Regions from separate parts of the Mus musculus genome. Here region 1 is linked to region 2. Evidence: chromatin loops called from intact Hi-C (ENCODE). Cell type or tissue: heart. All regions are shown on one strand. Each heading gives the region's core, and the rest is flanking DNA. Links, peaks and the distances in the headings are about the cores only.

Region 1 (2,895 bases), core at 168-2,667, 150 kb after region 2:
AGTCCCTTTTCCTGGGAATTCCCTGTTGCAGTTTGGGGAAGGTGGCTGGAAAACGGGCTTTTCTGGTTGCCTGGCTCAGATCTAGCCAGAAAAGGCCACAAACTCTTTTCTAACACAAACTAATCATTGGCCAGTGGTCTTGGTGACAAGTTTTTAAGTCCCAAATAGTTTTATTTGAATTATGTAAAAGTACCAAGTTTATTTTAAATGTAAAACATGGGAACAACGGACTTCCACTGAGCGATATGAAAACGTTACAGGTTCAGTACTTCCAAAGGAAGAAACCTCCAACCCCTAAAAAGAATAAATACGAATTTGTATTTTTGAAGAATGTGAAATAATAGTGTTTGCTTAATTGCTCATTTTGTATAAACTTAATATTGTACTTTAAAATATCTGCTATGAAGTGAAAATTTAACTTTTTGGAATTGAAAAAGCAATATTAAATACTAATGAAATCTTAATTAAATGCTTATTTAAATCTGGTAGTACATGTGGCATTACTTCCCATCCCTGTCCCTGGTTGACACTCTCTTCCCACTCCCAGCCATCAAGTCTTGGAGGGACAGAAAAGAAAGGTCAGTCACCAGGGTCTGCAGATTTCCTTTTAATCAAGACTCTGCTCAAGTGTTTTGTGGGGCTGAGAGCCCCCAAAGCATGAAATGAACATGTAATACCACCTGGAACCCCCAAAGCAGGCCAGACCACTCTGGCCAGCACTGCTGGCTTCCTGAATCCGAGTACTCAAGACTGGATGTTTGTTGGCTCCATTTCAAAGCACAGTACTGCCTTCAGCCAGGACGACGTGGGAGTGAACCCAGCTGCTAGTAGAGTTGCCATCCCAGGCTGAGGGCCAAGTACCAGCAACTGCCCGTGAAGACTGGCCCCTTTTAGTGAAGGGAGTTGGTCACAGTCCAGCCACTGGCCCTGGAAAGGGACAGAAGTCAGGGTGCCCGGCTAGGGTATGATCAAGACTCCGAGGCTCCATCGCCAGCATCCTTTGGAAGGCCACCTCTGGCCGATACAGATGGCTGGGGCGGCGCTCCAGACTTGGCTGAACCGTTCTAGTTGGAACAGAAAAGGGGGGAGGGGGGATGAGCCCGGAGGAAAGGCCTTAAGTTAGGCCCCACAAGAATAAGGCCACTTGGCATCTCGACAGTACCATGCTTTTTCAAAACCTCGCTCAGATCAAAGGAAGTTAAGCGGTGGGGATGCTCTTCCACCTGCCTCCTTTGGAGCGGGGTGGGGGTGGGGAGCGCGAGCTAGACCAGTGCAGTGAGTGGGAAGCGCCCACCTCCCCAGGTCCAGCCCGGAGAGGGCACTGGGCACTGACCCCGCCACCAGCCGGTTCTGGGCGCCGGCGGCCCAGCTGCCGCAGCATCTCCTCACAGGCGGCGATGGTGTCCAGAAGCTGCCGCTGCCGCTGCTCCACGGCGTCCAGCAGCTGCTGGGCGCGTTCATCTCGGGGCGGCTGCGGGGGTGGCCTCCCGCCGAGCCCCAACCCCGCCTTCCCACGGTCCACGCCGGCAGCCTCCCTGCCCGGGAGAGAGACGGCGTCAGGGCCCGGCGCTAGGCGGCGCGAGGTCGCGGCCCCAACCCACCGCCCCGCCGGCCCGCTCTCACCCCCGTGACCAGCCTGCGCCGGGACCCCACTCCATCGCCGCCCGTGCCACCCGCTCACCACCCCTCCGCAGTCCGCCCCCCGCGCCGCGCGAGGAGTCCGCTAAGCCGAGCCCCGCCCCGTCCCCACCGTTCTCCTTCAAGTCGCCTGGGGGTCGCGGTCCCTTTAAGCGGCCGGGAGCGGAGGCGGGGCCGAGCCTCGCGGGCCGGAAGTTGCGTCCGTGCGTCACTTCCTCCCGGAAGCGGCTCGGCACGGATGTCTACGGCGCGTCCGTGCGCGGGGCTGAGGGCCGCCGTGGCGGCCGGCATGGGGTTGAGCGACGGGCCGGCTAGTTCTGGCCGCGGCTGCCGCCTCCTACGCCCTCCTGAGCCCGCTCCGGCGCTGCCGGGGGCCCGGCTGCTGCGGCTTCCGGAGAGCGAGCCCGTGGAAGCCGCGAGCCCCGAGCGCTCCGGCTGGACCGAGGCGCTGCGGGCCGCCGTGGCCGAGCTGCGCGCCGGCGCCGTGGTGGCGGTCCCGACCGACACGCTCTACGGCCTGGCCTGCTCGGCGAGCAGCTCGGCGGCCCTGAGTTGCGTGTACCGCCTCAAAGGCCGCAGCGAGGCCAAGCCGCTGGCCGTGTGCCTGGGCCGCGTGGCCGACGTCTACAGGTGAGGCGGCCCCGCTGGGGGCGGCCCCGCGGGAGGGGTTTCCGGTGACAGCCTCGGGAGACCGCGGCGTCCGCCGAGCGCGGGAGGGGCTTGTCCTTGCTCCCCGAGGAGGAATCCGGAACTGGAGATTGGTCGGGAGCGCTGACGGCTCGCCAAGATCCGCTCTAGACAGTCGGTCGAGAAGCTGAGTTAGGCGAGCATGGCACTCTTCTCCCGGTGCCCTTGTGATGGGCGGAGGGGAGGCCCGTTTCGGGGTAACGCCTTCCAGATGATTAAACGGATTGAGATTGTATCCACGTGCCACGGCGCTGTGGTTTTGTCCCCCAAGACAGGCGGATAGACTTAAAGCCCAGGGTACTCTGTGGAGTCTGTCTTCTGCCAGAACTCCGAGGAAGAGGGAGTAGAGAGTCAGGTAGATCTCGTTCATTATACACGCGAAGGGGACCCCTCTCCAGCATCTGCCTTAAGTCCCCAGGAAAGGTCCATCAGGGTGATTTGGAGAGGATTTGTGCTCCTTTGCCTGCAGGTACTGTCAGGTGAGAGTACCTAGGGAGCTCCTGGAAGACCTGTTCCCAGGCCCTGTGACCCTGGTGATGGAGCGCTCCGAGGAGCTCAACAAAGACCTGA
Region 2 (2,895 bases), core at 238-2,737:
ATTGTGTCAAGTTGACACAAAACTAGACAGTACAGTTTCCCACCATTGTCCCCACTTCAGGTCAGGACAGACAGACCCCTCTCGCTGTCTACTCCAACCAGGAATGATAGTGTTTCCTGCATTCCTGTACATAGAGCTCCCTAGACCTGGGAGACAAGTCCCAGAGGAAGGGCTCACCCTCAGACTGTCTGATAGTAGGTGCCTGGCAGGGAGTGGCAGGGGGTCCAAATGAAAGCAGTGTGTGACATTCATCCCTCATTTACTGCAGGTCAAACACTGGAGTAGATACTGGGAATGCAGTAGTGAAAAAAAAAAAAAAAAAAAACCGACCCAACCTCTGCCCTCGTGGCATTTGCAATTTAAGAATCAACAACATTTAAGCAATCCTTTAACTCTGAAAGAAAACCTGGCCTAGAGGCTGTCTTAGGACCTAGCAACCAGACCCCTGATACAGAAGGGAAGGCGCCACACCAGCCTTGAAGGGTCTTAATCCCCAAAATGCTAGCAAGGCTGGATGCAGCCTTGAATTAGGGGGGGCCTCTCTGGACATCTGAATCATCCCCGAGACGCAAAGGTTATTACCAGGGTTAGTTTGTTGTCTCTTGTTTTGCAAACAGCACAACAGAGCTCCCCCACCCCCACCCCGCCCTCCAGATCAAGGCTATTTATTCCTAGTGACAAGCCTGAGGATCCCAAGGGGGGTGGCCTCAAGGACCTGGATGGGCCTCGTGTCCCTGGCAGACACTAGTCCTCCCTTCCCGGAATAGGGTAGAAGCTGGAGGATCAAAAACTGCACAAGTTCCCTCCCTTCTTAACCACCCCTGCCTGCACCAACCACTCGCACTGTTCACACACCCTCTCGAGAAACCCAAAGCCAGGGAGGCCGAGGATTAGGGTCTCCCTGAGCCTCAAAGGTCAAAACTATTCCTGGGCACTATAGAAACCTCAGTGCCAGGGCACAGTTGAGGATGGGGAGGTTGTTGCCTGTGCTTTCGCCAGTCGCTTATAGAATAAAGCCCTTTGAAATTGAGGAGGATAAAGGCTCGCTCTCTTTAGCCCAAGTTTCTAGAAAAAAAAAAAAAACCTTGATCTCCGCTGGTAAGGCAGAATCAAAACCACGCCTCCAGCCGGCTGGATTAAGGCCTCCTTCCCAAGCTAAGGTTTAGTGTAACATCTGGGGATGAGCTAGAGGGAAAAGAGGAAGGGAGGTCTGGTCTCCAGATGGACTCTAGCTAGTCCTAGGAGCTCTGCACCCCTGGCCTGAGATCGCTTCCAGCCGTCCCCCGGGGTCCGAAGGGCGCAGGAGGCGGGTTAAGCTGCAGGGGGCGAGCAAGGAGTGGTCGAGGAGGTCAGAGCACCAGGTTCGACTGGGCTGGGCTCGCCGCAGGCAGGAGGGGGCGGGGTCTGGCCCTTGCGGGCGGGTTGGGGGCCCGGGGGCGGGGTCCGGGCGGGGCGGGCCCGAGCACTTCCTCGGAGGCTTAGGGCCGCGCGCCCACTCGCCCACACAGTCAGTCGCAGCCGGCTACCTCGCCGCTGCTCTCTCGGCCCCCCTCCGCCTGGCCCACAGGTAGGAGCCGCCGGGCGATCGGCTCCCGCCCCACCCACGCCGCGCGCGCCCAGCTCCCGCGCCCGCTTCGAGGTGAGAGTCCCCCGCCCCAGCTGCGCTCGGACCAGGGTCGCTCTCTGGGCCCCTCACCCCTGTCTTCTGCTGGGGCATCCCGAATTCGGGACCCCACGCGCCTGCACGGACCCCACCGCTCCGCGCCTCCCGGCCGGGCGGGGACCGCCAGAGTTGCAAGGGGTGGGGACCAAGTTTGAACTAGAAAAGCTACAGAGATCAGCAGGGTTGGAGAAACTGAGGCTCTTAGGGAGCCTGGTAGAACAGACAAGGACGCGCGCCCCAGGAGGCTACCGGGACCACTCCAACGAGGGCAGAGAATGGCCGGATGAACTTCTCGAGGCACGGCGGGGACCCGGGTTCTGGGGAGCATTTTAAGAAGCAAATGTATGGCCCCAGGGAACTCATTGCTAGCACCCTTCCCAGGGCCTTGGAGGGCCCCGAGGCTGGAGCTTGTTAGACTAGCGCTAAATCTGCCTCCCGGAGGCCTAAAGAGACTCTCAGGTCAGAGACATAGAGACGTCGAGAGAGACCAAGACTTGGATATGAACAGGGATAGAGATCCCCAGAGTGGAGGCCCTACTGGGACACAGCTCCAGAGATACAGGAACACCTTCACCCAAACACAAAGACGGGTACTGACTAAGCTCAAGGGTACTGAGAGGTACGGAGTGGAGGCTAGAGTTCGCTGAGGAGAGACACCTAGTGTGTTCACTGACAGCTGCCCCAGGCTTGAAAGGGTGGAGGCAAGGCTAGGGGGAAATTGACTCTTAGCCAGCCCATCCCCCAGGAGGCAGAGGACCTGAGGCTGTAAAGCTGAGCTGAAGAGAGAGAGAGAGCCCCATACACACACAGCCACTAAGACAGCGCCAACTTATTTTTAAACTCAAATCTTGGACGCTCTGCTTCAGCCCTAGGGGACTCTGGGGTGAATGAAATGTCCCTCTCCTGTTCTCGGAGCAGCTGCAGGATCTGCTCCCTTCGCCCTAAACTGCTTTGACTTCCAGGCCCTGTGGGGAAGAGGGGCAGTGGAGAGTTTGGGATTGGTGCCTGGTTGGGGGGGGGCTCTAATTTCTCCCCTAAGTCTCTTGTCAAGGGGGAGGGGTCTTCTCTGAGTTACAGCTGTGGGGTCTGGCCAGGGTCCTCCTGGACTTGGGATGGGCGGGGGGGGGGGGTTGCGGGAGGCGGGGAAGGGGGATATACTAAAGGGTTGAGCAGTTGGCATGGGTAATTGGAAAGACTTCTGGGTGTCTTCCAATGGCAGGCTGGCAGCCGGG

Evidence for each region. Hi-C counts contacts between places; a loop is a spot of excess contacts. Peaks named below come from ENCODE experiments on the same cell type or tissue, not always from the same donor. Only the 100,000 strongest peaks of a DNase experiment are listed, where the experiment ranks them.
Region 1: it touches region 2 in a loop (2.5-fold over the local background); 2 of 42 quality-filtered maps call a loop at or near these places.

Annotation. Positions count from the first base shown.
Region 1 is chr4:124,848,899-124,851,793 of GRCm38, forward strand. It overlaps Mtf1 (metal response element binding transcription factor 1), which reads left to right. Exons shown (of 11, transcript NM_008636.4): 11 at 1-902. 1110065P20Rik (RIKEN cDNA 1110065P20 gene) reads right to left here and starts at 1,666. Exons shown (of 3, transcript NM_001347196.1): 1 at 1,624-1,666; 2 at 1,334-1,535; 3 at 587-1,064. The coding sequence starts at 1,658. The coding sequence ends at 969. It overlaps Yrdc (yrdC domain containing (E.coli)), which reads left to right and starts at 1,861. Exons shown (of 5, transcript NM_153566.2): 1 at 1,861-2,268; 2 at 2,795-2,895. The coding sequence starts at 1,877. In heart, for the core only: a CTCF peak has its summit at 1,549; DNase peaks (open chromatin) are centred at 953, 1,853 and 2,393; H3K4me3 peaks cover 2,110 bases; H3K27ac peaks cover 2,105 bases.
Region 2 is chr4:124,699,213-124,702,107 of GRCm38, forward strand. Fhl3 (four and a half LIM domains 3) reads left to right here and starts at 1,487. Exons shown (of 6, transcript NM_010213.3): 1 at 1,487-1,639. In heart, for the core only: a CTCF peak has its summit at 1,281; DNase peaks (open chromatin) are centred at 809, 1,409 and 2,559; H3K4me3 peaks cover 2,168 bases; H3K27ac peaks cover 2,242 bases.